2 separate regions of the Homo sapiens genome follow, and region 2 is linked to region 1. Evidence: chromatin loops called from intact Hi-C (ENCODE). Cell type or tissue: HepG2. All regions are shown on one strand. Each heading gives the region's core, and the rest is flanking DNA. Links, peaks and the distances in the headings are about the cores only.

Region 1 (8,347 bases), core at 266-8,265:
CCTTATCTTTGTAGTCAGAATTTTGTGACCTCCTTGGGGATAAGAAACCAATATTTTCTATATAGCTAAGTCAACATTATCAAGACAAGGCAAATCTAACTATTGTGTTAGTGCCTGCTTTTATTATAAATAGAGAACAGAGCTGGTGATGCTTATCTCTTTCTTTACTGACCTTGAAAGGTATACATACACAAGCAATCAGAACCCAAATTAAGAAATAATGACAAGAATAAGAGAAAACTAAAATTAATATTTTAATTATGTAAGCATTTTAATTTTCATTATAAAAAAGGATACATGATTTAGTGAAAATAACAGATTGGAATTAAAATGGCAGCATTCTGGCTTTGCCTCCAGTACTGATTATAAAGAATATAATCTTGAAAAAGTCATTTATTTTCTCTGGTCCTCAAATTTTTCATATGTAATCAAAGGGTTAAAATTTATTATCTTATCAAAATTCTATGAGTATATACCTATACATATAAAAGAAATGAAGAGAATGTATATATATGTGTATGCATATATGTTATATATTCATTTGCATACCCCCAAACACCCCTATATATAAATCTTAGTTTTATATGGGAAAGTAGACTATAAATAAGGGGGCTGAAATAGGTTATAGGTAAAGTCTAGTTCTATGGTGACAGCATTTGTTTATAGCATCAAAATGCCCATATTGTCATTCATCCAAGGCAAATAAGCAGTGGGAAGCTGTTAGAAATGCAAATTTTGGGCCCTACCTCGTAGAAGGAGAGGCCTAGTGATGTGTGTTGCAACCTGCCCTCTGGGTGATTCTGATAAACACTAAAATGTAAGAACCACTATATTTGAACATTCCCAGGGCAGTGAACTATAGGCTAGAGTCCTAGGCAGAAGTAAAGAGCAAGTAATTAAAGGGGAAAAAGGAGGTTACTCTACAGAGAACTTGGTGGCAGAGGTGTTAGGAACAGAGGTTGATGAGACATAGCAGTGGGGACAGGGGAATATGATGGCAGTAGGGAAGCGGTGTGGCTTTAAGAATACAGAGCAGAGGTCCAAGCAGCAATCAAAAAGCAGTAGCCACGTGGTCCTCTGTTAAATCATTTGTTCTCATGCAGTAATTTCTCCTAGTACACTAAAACTGCTGGCTTTAGAACCTATTCTCCTACAGTGGATCCTACAGGAGGACAATCGTCCTCAGTCTTCAGCCACAGCTACTCTTCACCCCCACAGCTATTTACTGGAGAAACCTGAGATACGAAAAATTAAGGCTTCTCAAGTGGATCCTGTATATATTCTCCAGACCCTTTCCAACAACTCAAGAGTCCCCTGATTCCCATTTTAACTCTCCCCTCGTTGGCAGCCAAGAGTGTGTGTATGCTCAGGGAAAGTAATAAAACCACTGCAGTTTTTTACTGGGCTAGAGGTGAGGCAGGCCAGAGAAAGTCGCAGGGGTGAGAATAAGCCTGTGGAAGCGACAAGGCAAGAACTCAGCATGGAGACTCTTCAGGAGGCTTATAGACGCCGTGTTGTCATCCAGGACGTTCCCCTGAGAGGGGAATCCCCGGCTTTGCAACTTCCTGGCCAGCGTGAGGGCCACCAGCCGGCTGTAACCTTTCCTGCGATGTTCTGGCAGGGTGTAGCCATGGCACATGGTGGCAAACTGGTCTGTGATGGACCAGGAGACCGGGTTTCCCTTCTCATCCCGGACACACACACTAGGGAAGCAGGAGATGAGGTTGGCGATGTACCGGAGACATTGTTCATTGCCTCCCCGGGACCAAGTCCGGTTGAGTAGATCCGCATTGGCAACACTCAGGTAGGTTAGTCGTGGGGAAGGCCCCTTGCTAGACCAGAATGACACAAAAACAAATAGGACCTCAGACTCATGTGGTTATACATAACTACACATTTTTTTTTTCGAGACACAGTCTTGCTCTGTCGCCCAGGCTGGAGTGCAGTGGCGTGATCTCTGCTCACTGCAACCTCTGCCTCCCGGGTTCAAGCAATTCTCCTGCCTCAGCCTCCCAAGTAGCTGGGATTACAGGCACCCGTCACCATCCCAGCTAATTTTTGTATTTTTAGTAGAGACGGGATTTCACGATGTTGGCCAGGCTGTTCTCGAACTCCTGACCTCGTGATTCACCCCTCCCGGCCTCCCAAAGAGCTGAGATTATAGGCGTGAGCCACCATGCCCGACCTATAACTACTCTTTTCATATTGGTTCAAACTGAGAAACCATCCCTGAGAGGGCACCTAAGATTTTCAGTGAGTTAGAATCCACCATTCCCGATTTACCAACACCTTTCCGGGTTTCATTTCTGAGAAGACAAAACACTTATTACATCAAATTTAAGTCGTTGCTTCTAATTTTATGTTCACTTGCTTTTGCCTTCAGCACAGGTTAAGGAAAGTGTTTCTGTTGTTAAATAAATTAAGTTTGGCCTGCAGCTCCCTCCATACCTTGAGTCCCCGCGTGTTGAACTGCAACCTAACTTGACACAAAACCAACCCTAGAACTATAATGCACAGCTGAGTTTGTTATACAAGTCAATCACAGGCAGGTAAGTGAGCAGACCATGCCCAAATATACCTAACTGTTGCCAATCAGAGGATTTACCTACTTTGCTTCTGTGTCTGGCGTATAAAATCTCCCACTGGTGGGTATAACTCTGAACTTCTCATTCTGAGTGCTGCCAGATTCATGAACTGTTCTTTGCTCAAATAAACGTTGCTGAATTTTTTTTTTTTTTTTTTTTTTTTTTTTTTTTTTTGAGAGCCTTGCTCTGTCTCTCAGTTTGGAGTTGCGGTGGTGCAATCTCGGCTCACTGCAACCTCCACCTCCCCGGTTCAAGCGATTCTCGTATCTCAGCCTCACGTGCGTGTGGGATTACAGGTGTGCCACCACGCCTGGCTAATTTTTGTATTTTTAGTAGAGACAAGGTTTCACCATTTTGGCTAGGCTGGCCTCCAACTGCTGCACTCCAGTGATCCAACATCCTAGACCTCCCAAAGTGTTGGGATTATTACAGGTGTGAGCCACTGCACCCAGACCAACGTTGCTAAATTTAATCTGTCTAAAGTTTTTCTTTTAACACTTTCTGTAAACAACAACAACAACAACAAAAACCCTCAGAATTGCTTTTATTTAGTCCTGACTCTGCTGAAATCCTCTCTGAGGCCTTGGTAAGTCCAGATTCTTGAAGCCCTAATCTTTTGCTCAATAAAAAAAAAAAAAAAATGTTTTAGAATAGAACTTCTGTGGTTATGCATCCATGGCCAAAAAAGAAATAAAATCTCTTAATATGCCAAGCATATGTGCATGCTTTAGAAATGTTTGTTCTTTTTTTTTTTTTTTTTTTTTTTGAGAGGGAGTCTCGCATTGTTGCCCAGGCTGGAGTGCAGTGGCTCACTGCAACCTCTGCCCCCTGAGTTCAAGCGATTCTCCTGCCTTAGCCTCCCAAGCAGCTGGGATGACAGGCGCGTGCCAACATGCCCAGCTAATTTTTTTATTTTCAGTAGATATGGAGTTTTGCCATGTTGGCCAGGCTGGTCTCGAATTCCTGACCTCAGGGTGATCTACCCGCCTCGGCAAGTGCTGGGATTACAGGTGTGAGCCACTGCACCTGGCCATATTTGTTCTTTAAAACTGTCTCCTCGGCCTGCTGTTTTCTAGGTTAAATAGTACCAACCTTCAACTTTTCCATTGGCAGTATTTGTATAGGCCACTAGCTTTCACTGTATTTATTCTAATGGTATGAAAGTTTTTATTAGTTTACTATATAAAGCCCCTGATATTAAGATAAAGAAAAAGAATTGCTGCAATTTCTCAAAACTGAAATGGATTACTTAGTTGAAAGCCTATGAGGCTGACAGTGCCTCAGAATTTGCTCTCAGTCTTAAAGCTATTAATATCATAAGACTATCCCCAGTGACCGGTAAGAGATAATGTTCTTGTCATCATTTTTATAAAGTAAAAATTTGTGTTTTCTTTTAATTAGAGGTGTGTAGTGTTATTGCACATTTCAGGCATATTATCAGCTATGGAACTGGGCCAGTCATCTATCCACTAAGCAGGGGGAAAAAATTAGCTGGCCTAATGGAATTTTCAATTGAGTTTTTGAAAATGAACTTTAAAGCAGGCAGAAATATCACTGCAAATAAAATCATTGCTAAGGCAAGTGTTTCAGGAGTAGTTGTGTTAGAGACTCTGACCTTGTTTCCAAAGGGCTGGGTGTTCAAAATAGAGTTCACGCAGTTGAGTAATGACTTAGGTGTTAAAGGCAAATTGTTTGCATCAGTGTTGTGTGGGAAGTTAAGAAAAAAAAAAAAAAGACAAAATGTCTAACTGTATGCAGAAGAGTTCAAGTTAAAACCCCATTTCAAAAGGCTTGACTGGACAGAGGAAATTTTAAAATAATACCTCAGGCATACAATAGTAAACAGATTATGGGATACTTCAAAGAACAAATAACTTGGTTTCTTCAACAGAAAAGTAATGCAAAAAATAAAGATGAAGGGGAACTTATAAGTCAAAGGAAACTTCAGATGTATTAAAGAGGTCTATGTATGAACCTTGTTTAGATGTTGATTCAAAACAAGCTTAAAAATATTACGACAATATCGGAAATATGAATAATGTTATTTTACTTTAAGGAAATATGTTAACAGTATTTTAAGGGAATGTGCAGAAAAGACTAACATAGAAGGCTTGAGGCCATCGCCCTTAAAAAGGCCGAATTGCAAGGTTGACCCTTGGTTGGTGTCTGAGAACATGGATCTGGAGGGGGGCTACCATTTCCAGGACTCACATAAATGGCTCACTGTGATTAAGTTGTGCAAACAGTGTGGGTTTTGCTGAACATTGGCTTTCCTTCTGCGAGTCTAGGAAATCAGTCTGTGCTAGGCAGAGGATGCTGCCAATAAAATCCTGGGCACTGAGTGTCTAATAATAAGTTTCCGTGGTAGACAACTTTTAGCAGAGCACGGTGGCTCATGCCTGTAATCCCATCATTTGGGGAGGCCCTGACAGGAGGATTGCTTGAGGCCAGGAGTTTGAAACGTTTTACACATATCATTACAGGTCATTGCTTAGGGACTGAGCACATTCTGTGTGACTCCACTGAGAGAGAACTCTTGGAAGCTTGTGCCTGGCTTCCTCTGGACTTTACACAATGCTCCCTTTCCCTTTGTTGATTTTGCATTTTATCTCTTCATTGTAATCAATCATAGCCGTGAGTATATTTGCTGAGTCCTGTATGTCAATATAGTGAACCATAGAACCTGTGGGTGTTCTTGGGGACCTCGGACACAGGAGTAATATCCGTATAGTGGGTGTTTTTTTTTTAAGACTCATTTTTTAGAGTTACATATTAAAATATTTAAGGATAATGTCTGGGACATTTTCTTCAAAATAATCCAGGAAGTGGAAAGAATATATAGTTGTATGAATTAAATAAGGTCAGCTATGTATTGGTGGGAGGTTCTTTATACTATCCTTTAAACATTTATGTGTGTTTGAAATTTTCATAATTAGAAATACAATAAAAGAAAATCCAGTTGCTTTCCTATGACTTAAAATGTACATTCTTAAGGTTTAGTGCTGTTTTGCTCAACAATTTCTTCAACATTCACTGTAGGAGTAAAGAAAATTAACATTCGTTGAGGTGGGTGATTTTTAACTATCTTGCTTCAGTCTCTTGCAAAACAACGTGTCAGGAAAATATTACAACTTTTTTTAATATTAACTGGCTTGGTTTAATCATTCTACAGTATATACATTTATCAAGACATCACATTGTACCCCATGAATGTGTACAATTATTATTTGTTGATTTAAAATGATATTAATTTAAAAAACACTTAAAGGAACGAATTCAGAAGAAATTGAGACTCAGAAAGGTAATTAGTAAATGACAGAGCAGGGACTCCAAAAGAAGAATAAATGCAGATACAAACTAATGAGTGTTTTGAAAGATTGCATCTGGAGTTGGACTTGGGATTCTTTCTTGGCTCTATAATTTGCCCTTGTGTGTTACTTCATCTCTGTTTAAAAAGGTGTGTGGGGGTGGGAGGGGCAATAATAATAGTCCTACTTCACAGGGTTGTGGAAAGAACTAATGGGATAATATATTTAAGATATGTAGTCCCTGACACATAAGAGCGCAACATAAGTCAGCTATATACCCCCATCCCTGAAACAGCAAAATCAATAACAACTTTGGACTCAGACAGTATATATTATTTAGAATTATTTGAGGGATAAGGACACCAAGGAATGCTTTTTCCATGGATACTATGAAAACACAGGAATTCTGAGTTCATTTATAACTATGGACAAATATACTGATTTGATTTTCAATGAAATTATGAGCAGTCAAGCACAGGAGAGAGGAGAAGAGTAAACACACACACACACTCACACACATACTCCCGTTTGTGCTCAATGGTTGAAATCCAGAGTGCCTGGATATTCCATAGTGATACTAAGTACCCCAGTTACTGCTACGTGTACTTCTATAGCAGTAAGTCCTGCCCCAAATGCAAAAACTTGGTTTACATACAGGAAACTGGTATCTGGCAGAGATGAAACAGGAGAAAAATGAACAGCCTTGAAGGAAGTTAGCTTTATATTCAACTGCTTTGAATTGGCAACCGCTTTGGAAACATCATATAACTCACTCTGCAGCCCTGTGTATAGAAAGACATAATTTAATATGTGGGCATTTTAGTTGAAAAAGCAAAAAGGAAATTTGTTGCAGTAATTTTATACTGAGAATCATCAATACTAGCAGTTTGCCACCTTGTATTATCCTAACCACTGTATACTTACATCTAAATTATTACAGCTATTGTCTAAGTTTCAAATTTTTGTAGGCGTTTCAAATTCCCATGATGTTGCCCATTGGGACCACTCATCACGATCTTCATAGAAACTTATGATGGGAATATCTCACGGGACTTTAGAATTTCTTGGGAGAATATTGATACTTTGGACTCTCGGACTAACCTTAAGCTCCACGAAATAAAGGATGACATTTTAGAGCTCTAAAAGTCTATGAAGTATACAAGAGCTTAGATTTGTTTGGCGTGGCAAACCAACTTCAAAGACTCTCTATTACACCTCGCCATTACAGAACTCAAGGTGTAACTCAGTGTTGGTGAGATTTACCCTGAACTTACCTCACCCAGATTCCACTTGTCATAGTTATTTGATAAATCTTGATTCAGTAGGTGTTGTATATATATAAAGTACTGTACTAGACAATGTTCATAGTGGTACACAAAAATGGTATGGTTTCTTTTCTTTATTTTATTTAGAAACAGGGTCTTGCTCTCTTGCCCAGGTTAGAGTGCAGTGGAATGATCATAGCTTACTATAACCATGAACTCCTGGGCTCAAATGATCCCCCTCTTTCAGCCTCCTGAGTGCATGCCACCACTTGGCTGATTTATTTTTTAAGTTTTGTTTTGTTTTGTTTTTGTAGAGATGGGGTCTCCCTATAAGTCCAGGTTGGTCTCAAACTCCTGGCCTCAAGTGATCCTCCTGCCTTGGTCTCCCAAAGCGCTTGGATTACAGGCATAATCCACCATGCCTGGCCCTTCCTGGTCTTTGTTCTTAGAGAGGTTATAGTATGATTCCTTTCTCCACCTTTCCAAATCCCCATCTACTCCATCCTTTCCAGCCTGTGTCCTGTTGGATTGAATTCTCTGCAAACTGACTTCCCCTCTTCCCATGACTAATGGCTTGTTTCTTCCCCACTGGTAAGGCTCTTCAGTGTGGGCCTGGGACTTCTTGAAGAATGCATGAGTGGGAAGGTGTATTGAACACAGTGTGGTATCGGAGCCTTGGCTCCTCCCTCAGGGAGTTAAGCCTCAGAAAAGATAAGTAGGCTTTTGAGTTAATGTTATTAAAATTACAGATGCTGTGGCTAGTATCTCATATTATAACACTGAATTCCATCTAAGTGATTCAAAAGACTATGAGAAAAAAGGAGGCAGTGCCTACTTTTCAAGTGTGTGTTCTTAAACACACTATAGTTTAATTTTGGTCTCAAATTTTTTAATCTACCTGTTTTCCTTCAATCCCTACCCCCACTCTTTGATTCTTTCAGTTTATTTGTTTAAAACACCGAGGTGTTTGCTGTGCAGTTTTCACAGTCTTGGATTTTGTTGATTGCCTCTTCATGGTGTTCTTGATCATGTCCTTTTGTCTTCTTTACAAGTTACGACTTTTAACAAATGATTTTCTCCTTTCCCACAAATGAAAGGAACTTCCCATCTTGCTCTGCCTCTTTCTACCTACCTTCTATGAGAAGAGTGGCTAACTGGATAAGCCAGAATTCAGGACATTTATTAGACT
Region 2 (8,312 bases), core at 313-8,312, 71 kb after region 1:
GACACATTTTCCTCCTTCATTTTCCTGTGAGCAATTTGTTTATATTTCCCCCCATTATTCACTCTTTGCTTCTTACCAGCAACGTACTCCTTCTCCTTACCTACGTTAAAGTTAGATCATTATTTCATGGCACAGAGAAAATCGTCATCAACCCTTTTTATCTTTATCAACCCTTGTAATTACTGTTATCTCCAAACTCTAGCAAGCATTGTGTAGCAAGCATTTTATGTTTGGTTAACTCTTGGTAAAGATAGTTTTTCTTGGCTGTGCAGGATATGTGTGATGTACTCTACCTAACATGAAATTTTAGGGGAATAGTGGAAATACAGTTTTTGTAGTGATTGTGGTGGAAAGAACCTGTCTGGGATATGCTTAGTATTAAATGTCACAGTAAATCAAACTGAAATCTTTGATTTTTAAAGCCATGCATTTTATCCCATTTTGTTTCAACATATAGTACTAAGAATCAAATCATTTTATTTTTTTTCCTACTGTGTACTTATTCATGTTTGATGCCTTCATTCAAACTAGAAAATTAATAACTAGTAAATAATAATAAATTTATACATCTTAAGCAGATTAACCCAAGGTTTGGGTCTACAACCTCTTATGAGGTCCAAGTCATTGGTTTGGAATTAAAAATGCTTCATTTAGTTCTCAGGCCAAAGGTTACATTCCTAACCTCAGCTAGCTAATTCCACAATTTAAACTTTCAGAATGGTTAGTATAAATTCTTGTCCACCAGAAAAATAAAGTAGGTACAGTCCTGATGATGGTTCATGGACGAACCATTTAAATTGGAAAGCAAATTAAATGTAACAAATAAGCATTAAATATTTTGTTAACATTATGAACTACCAAGTTTATTTGAATTTAACATCATTTTAAAATAATGTTTATGCTTAGAAAGTGGATTTAATAGGACCTTTTAATATTTTTACTTATTCACTGTTACAATTTTTTTTTTTATGTAGCACATGCCAAAATTTAATTCAATTTCAATTAGTGGATACCATATGCAGGAAGCAGGGGCTGATGCCATTCTGGAGCTGGCCTATACTTTAGCAGATGGATTGGAGTACTCTAGAACTGGACTCCAGGCTGGCCTGACAATTGATGAATTTGCACCAAGGTGAGTAAATTAAACCTAGATATTGTTTCAACATTAAGAAATGCATAGGACCATTTTATATATTGATAAAATGAATTTATAAATATAAATGTCAGGCTAGATTTAGATTTTCTTATATTTTATCTGAGTGATAATGAGAGAAAAAGCCAATATTTCTAATAAAAAATAGAATTAAATTTGGCTGTACTTCTTTGTAAATTTGAGGAATATCTTGTCTCCAGCTATTTAGAGAACACAATTAAGTTCCACATTTTAACAAATTACATTAAAATGTAAACATAATGTTGAGACAGTTTTTTCTAATTTTTCCATTTTAGAATACAGAATTCATCTATTATTATTTTTTTTTCTGTTGCACTATCTAATGTAATGTTTTGGGATCCACTGTGCTGTTGAAACATTTGTTTCACAACAGTTTCTTAATAATGTTGTATGAAAAATATGGGAAAACTTAAATGTAGTTTATGAAATATTTAAATTTGGAAGTCGAAAGTCATTCGGTGGTTCAATCAGTACAGCAATCACTTGCTAAGCTTTGCTGTGCCAAACACTAGCCTATATGCTGACAATACAACATGTAGAAAACATAGCTTCTGCCTTTAGTGTTTATAGACTACTGAAATGCTCCTTTGTACCAGGGATTTGTGTACTTACTGTGACAGCAGTTCCCAAAGTGTGGTCTAAGAACAGTTGGGCATTGCTAAGACTCTTTCTGGGGTATTTGAGATCAAAACTGTTTTTATGCTTATGTTAGAGCTTTATTTGCCTTTTTCACTTTCATTTTCTCAAGAATTTATAGTGATGTTTTTCAGAAGCTACACGATATGTGATACTGCAACAGATTGCAGAAACAGATATGAGACTCCAGCTGTTTTCTCTTAAGCCATACATTGAAGAGATTTGCAAAAATGTAAAACAATGATGCTTTTATTATATATATATATATTTTTTTAAGAAGCATACTTATTTTTCATAAGAAATGTTACTAATGTTAACATGTTGTGGGTTTATTTTGATTTGATTTGATGATTATTGAGATAGGATCTTGCTCTGTTGCACATGCTGGAGTGCAATGGCATGATCACTGCTCATTGCAGCCTCAGCCTGCCAGGCTTAAGGGTTCCTCCCACCTCAGGCTCCCAAGTAGCTGTGACTACAGGTGTGTGCCACCATACCTGGCTAAGTTTTAAGTTTTCCTGTAGAGATGGGGTTTCCCTGTGTTGCCTAGCTGGTATCAAACTCCTGGGCTCAAGCTATCCTCCTGCCTTGGCCTCCTAAAGTGCTGAGATTCTAGGCAGTAGCCTCTGTGCCCTTCCTTATTGTTACTTTTGAATGAACTAGTAAATAAAATATTGATAGATATTATACAAATAAAGAAATAAATTCTTTGGAATTTTCAGTAAGTTTTAAGAGTAGAAAGGGAACCTGAGATCAAAATATTTGAAAACTGCTGTGTTAAGAACTTCTTTCAAGGCTGGGTGTGGTGGCTCATGCCTGTAATCCCAGTGCTTCGGGTGACCGAGGCGGACAGATCACATGAGGCCAGGAATTCAAGACCAGTCTGGCCAACATGGCGAAACCCAGTCTCTATTAAAAATACAAAAATTAGCTGGGCATGGTGGTGCTTGTCTGTAATTCCAGCTACTTGGGAGGGTGAGGCACAAGAATCGCTTGAACCTGGGAAGTGGAGGTTGCAGTGACCCGACATTGCTTCATTGCACTCCAGCCTGTGCAATAGAACAAGACTCTGTCTCAAAAAAAGAACTTCCAAAAATGTGTCAGAAGTAGATTTGCAAGCTTTGTGCCTTTAGAGACAGGCAAGTAACCTAAATGTTTAAATCAGCACAGAATATAAGATAAAAGGGAGAGGTGAAGGGCACAAATTGGAGAAGTATATGCCTAGACCAATGCACAATCATTCTTTTACAAAACACTTTTCTGGCTAAACAAAGCAAATTTGCTGTTTTATTTCATTCATAGGTGACTCCTGTCTTACATATTGAGTATTCCTAAAATATACATTTTTTAAATAAATTGAATCTTTATTTAATGAAGGGCATAGGAAGAGATTCTTTCATTAAGAAAACCAATTACAAAGTGAATAATTCTTACCTGAAGCAAAATTTCTTCCATATGCATAAAACTGTAATTTTATGTTAGGTTTAAAGTTACATAAATGTACGTGCACTGATCTTAATTCAAATTAAGTTCTTCGAAATTAAAATATAGACCTTGATTTTCTAGTGTGTGATACAATTAGTTTTATTTTCTGCTCTATATTGTTAACTTTAATTAAATTCTGGACCTAACGTTACTATTTTAGGTTGTCTTTCTTCTGGGGAATTGGAATGAATTTCTATATGGAAATAGCAAAGATGAGAGCTGGTAGAAGACTCTGGGCTCACTTAATAGAGAAAATGTTTCAGCCTAAAAACTCAAAATCTCTTCTTCTAAGAGCACACTGTCAGACATCTGGATGGTCACTTACTGAGCAGGTATGTATATAATTTAAAATGTAGAATTTTAATAAAGTTATATATATATATTTTTTCTGAGCAATGTGGCACAAGCAGGAAATAGAATTAAGAAGCTATCTGTTAATATTTGAAATGATAAATATTCTGAAGCATAATGTATACTTAGGTTTGTAATTATACATAATATAATAAATAAATAAATAAAAATTGTCTCCCTCTGGTGGTTAACAATATAAAATCACTTACATCCTAGCTTCCCTGTAGTGCTGAAACACTTGTAAAAGTAAACAAGGCTGGGCGAGTTGGCTCACACCAGTAATTCCAACATTTTGGGAGGCCGAGGCACCCAGCCTGGCCAACCTGGCAAAAACCTACCTCTACTAAAAATACAAAATTAGTTGGGCGTGGTGGTGCATGCCTATAATCCCAGCTACTTGGGAAGCTGACGTAGGAGAATCACTTGAACCTGGGAATCGGAGGTTGCAGTGAGCCAAGATGACGCCACTGCACTCCAGCCTGGGCAACAAGAGCACAACTACGTCTAAAAAAAAAAAAAAAAAAAACAAAGAAAGAAAGAAAACAGAATTTGATGATGAGAAGGAAGCAAAAGTCATAAGTTAGTACTCTCATATAATTGTAAGAGTTATAATTCTTAACATAAAACTGCCTATTTAAAATTAATTATATATACATACATATTTTATGTGTTAAAGTTATGTATTTAAGCAAGCATGCAAGCAGACTGTTTAAAGACTGTTTTTACTTGGGTAATTTAATTTGTTCTCTTAAAAATTGTATAGTTATGGCCTTGTTTTTATACATGTTCTCTTTACATATGAAATTATTTTGGTACATTTAAAAATAATTTATATGTGCAAAGTTACATTGCTTTTATACATTTAAATGTTGAATAATAACTATTATACTCTGTATGAAATAAAACTTCAGGTTCTTATAAATGGAGAAATAGACCTGGCACAGTGGCTCACGCCTGTAAATCCCAGCACTTTGGGAGGCCAAGGCGGGCAGATCACAAGGTCAGGAGATCAAGATCATCCTGGCTAACATGGTGAAACCCCGTCTCTACTAAAAATACAAAAAAATTAGCCAGGTGTGTTGGCAGGCACCTATAGTCCCAGCTACTCAGGAGGCTGAGGCAAGAGATTGGAGTGAACCCGGGAGGCAGAGCTTACAGTGAGCCGAGATTGCGCCACTGCACTCCAGCCTGGGCAACAGAGCGAGACTCCGTCTCAAAATAAATAAATAAATAAAATAAAAATAAATAAATAAATACATGGAGAAATAAGAGATTTTTAGGGTTGGAAGGAACTTTAATAATCATTTTTATTTTAACCTGCTTATTTTTTCAGCTAAAGAAACTGAAGTTCAGAGAGATCCAATGACTTGCCCAAATCACAATTAGGCATGCAATAAACTAGAACTCAAATTTCTGATATCTCAGTTCATTGTTCATCTATTTTATTAACATTTATTCAGTGCCTGTTTTGTACACATCATTGTGGTAGATACTGTGAGGTAGACAAAATAATCAGCAAAGAGTGAATTATGAAATGAAGGACTATATAATCTTAAGTAGAAAAAGAATGCATTGTTGATATACTTATAGAAAAGTATTTAGGCAATATAAAAGTAAGCACAACAATATCTGATATTTCAGAGGATTATAAGAGGCACTAAACACTGAACTCTGACTCTTCTAATTTTGGCTTCTAAACTAATTTGTCTGAATTTATTTGCTATTCTGAAGCTTAATATGGAAATTGACATAGAAAATATGCAGCAGTTGCTGTTTAATCATGTTGCTGTTTATAGTTGCAATATCTATCACCTGTTTCTTTGAGTTTTTGTTTTTTATCAAATATTTTAGGATCCCTACAATAATATTGTCCGTACTGCAATAGAAGCAATGGCAGCAGTATTTGGAGGGACTCAGTCTTTGCACACAAATTCTTTTGATGAAGCTTTGGGTTTGCCAACTGTGAAAAGTGCTCGAATTGCCAGGAACACACAAATCATCATTCAAGAAGAATCTGGGATTCCCAAAGTGGCTGATCCTTGGGGAGGTTCTTACATGATGGAATGTCTCACAAATGATGTTTATGATGCTGCTTTAAAGGTAAGTTTTTCCACTTTGCAACTTTGTTTTCAGAATTTACAGATTTGTAAAGATTTATAGATTTTAAAACTTACAAGTCAAGATTTATAGATTTTAAATTTATAAATCAAATCACTTACAGATTTATATAATAATTTAAACGATGTTTGCAAAAAAAATTCAGATTTGATTTTATAGTTTTCAAAACAATCCATTTAAAAATACATTTCTATTAAAGTATTTTATTAAAAGAATTAAAAAGACAGCTAGTATTAAAAAGCTCATACAAAGAACAGCAGTTTTTGATCATCCACTTGTTTTTTCCTGCTTCCTGGAGTAAGATACATACTTCTTTGCTTATTTTTGTTTTTATCTGCATAGTTTAAAATCACATGTATACTATTTCTTGTAATTTTATCAACTGTAGACATTACACATGAGACCTTAGACACTATCTATTGCTTTCCTAGTAGGGTAGTTTAGATTTTGGCTGATTCATACCCCTACTTTTCCTCCTCCCTTACTACCAATATAATTATATCTCAATGTAATCTTTTCTGAATTCTTCTAATGTTCTCATTTGACTTAAATTGTTTTTTCTCTATTTCTGCTCACTATTGCTGTTCTTTGACTCCTCTTTGCCATTATAGTAGGAATATATTTTCATTTCTCCTCTGTTTAATTCTGAATCTTGAATCCCATGTCTATCTCTTGGTTATTTGGAAGTACATCTCATAGAAACCTGCTAAAAATGGTGCATGGGAGATAAATTATTTGAAACTTTTCCTGTTTGGGAATGTCTTTATTCTATTTTTATAATTGATTAATAGCCTGACTAAGCTTGACATTATTTCCATTCAGGAAATTCATAAGCAAGTTTATAAGCATTGATCTGTTTTTTATTCTAGATTTTTATTCTGGCTTTCAATATTTCTGATCAGAAATTTGATGCCATTCTCATTCAGGATCTTTCTTTCTGAAAGTATTGGGACCTCTTCTTTATTTTTTGTATTGATGTATAACTTGGTGTATTTTTTCCTACATGGTACTGAACCTTTATTGGGTCTTTTTCATCTCACCTTTTTTTAAAAAATATTTTTATAGCTCTAGGAAATTTTCTTGTATTATTTCTTTGACAGTATTTTTCTTGTCATTTTCATATGGGTTCTCTTTCTAGAACTCCTAGTCATAAGCTACGGACCTCCTTAAATAATATCCTGATGTGCTGATGTTCTTATCTTTTTTTTTTTTTTTTTTAAGACAGAGTCTTACTCTGTCACCAGGCTGGAGTGCAGTGGCGTGATCTCGGCTTACTGCAACTTTTGACTCCCTAGTTCAAGCGATTCTCCTGTCTCAGCCTCCCGAGTAGCTGGGATTACAGGCACACACCACCACACCCGGATAATTTTTGTATTTTTAATGGAGACGGGGGTTCACCGTGTTGGTCAGGCTGGTCTCAAACTCCTGACCTCGTGATCCACTCACCTTGGCCTCCCAAAGAGCTGGGATTACAGGCATGAGCCACTGCTCCCTGCCTGCTCTTATCTTTTCTATAGTATATCTGTTTGCCTTTTTTTTCTGTGTTCTTAAAGATTTGTCAACTTTATATTTCTACTTATTTTTACATTCATGTATTATATTTTTGATTCGTAGAGCTCATTTTTGTTTTCTAATTTCCCCCTTATAATTAATGTCATCTTCATTTGTTTCATTAGTACAGAATCCATTTATATTCTGAATTCATGATATTTTCTGAAGTTTTCTTTTACATCCTGTATTGTCTCCATTTTCTCTCTGTGCTTTTTGTTTTTAGTCTTTAGTCAGAGTACAGGCTTTTATTTCAGTAAGACATCTTACCCTTACTTCTGTCTGTATTTGGTATTTGATAGTTCATTGTGTCTCGAGTTCATTTTCTGTAGACAGTAAACTTTGGTTCTCCTGACAGAATGAGAGAGGGGTGGTTGCAGACTCTCAAATTGTCTTCTTCTTTTTAGCTTCTCATTTTACACTTACGTAGAATCCAATATAGATTCTTCTTTCTTGAATTCATCAGGGAAAAGCAGGTTGACCTTGATCCTTTCTGCTAAGTCATATATCATTCCACTGTCTGTTTTCTGCCTTCATATATGAAGCTATGATTGAAGGTTTAAATGTTTCCTGATTTCATTAAAGATGAGGTTACATTGTTTCTCTGCAGCTCAAATCAAAAGTAAATTGCATTTTAAAATATATTTTTCTTACAGACTTTATGTAATTATGAAAACTTTATGTACCTAAAAATAAAGATTAGAGAATTGATGTTGCTTTAATTTTCTCCCAAGACTTAAGAGGTTTTGTGTTTTTTGGAATATACTTGTTAGTTGTCTTTTCAAGTAACTATAAACACACAAATTCTAATTAATGACTTTGATGTTTATTTAATTCTGTTCTTATGAAACATTAACATTTAGTTTATAATTTTATTAATATTAGTAATTATATAACACTCATAACAAATTTATATAGTTTACACACATTTTTAATATTCTCTTTTAGTTTTGTTAATGTTTTTCTTTTTAGCTCATTAATGAAATTGAAGAAATGGGTG

Evidence for each region. Peaks named below come from ENCODE experiments on the same cell type or tissue, not always from the same donor. Only the 100,000 strongest peaks of a DNase experiment are listed, where the experiment ranks them.
Region 2: it touches region 1 in a loop (4-fold over the local background); 5 of 110 quality-filtered maps call a loop at or near these places.

The regions. Positions count from the first base shown.
Region 1 is chr6:49,519,973-49,528,319 of GRCh38, reverse strand. It overlaps GLYATL3 (glycine-N-acyltransferase like 3), which reads right to left. Exons shown (of 6, transcript NM_001010904.2): 5 at 6,549-6,675; 6 at 242-1,832. The coding sequence ends at 1,406. Among named protein-coding and RNA genes, the nearest start is that of GLYATL3, 24 kb to the right of the region's middle. In HepG2, for the core only: no CTCF peak of the experiment used is centred there; a DNase peak (open chromatin) is centred at 5,179; H3K4me3 peaks cover 1,007 bases.
Region 2 is chr6:49,448,900-49,457,211 of GRCh38, reverse strand. MMUT (methylmalonyl-CoA mutase) reads left to right here. Exons shown (of 13, transcript NM_000255.4): 4 at 975-1,132; 5 at 3,456-3,627; 6 at 5,498-5,746; 7 at 8,285-8,312. Among named protein-coding and RNA genes, the nearest start is that of MMUT, 10 kb to the left of the region's middle. In HepG2, for the core only: a CTCF peak has its summit at 3,868 (motif pointing left); no DNase peak of the experiment used is centred there.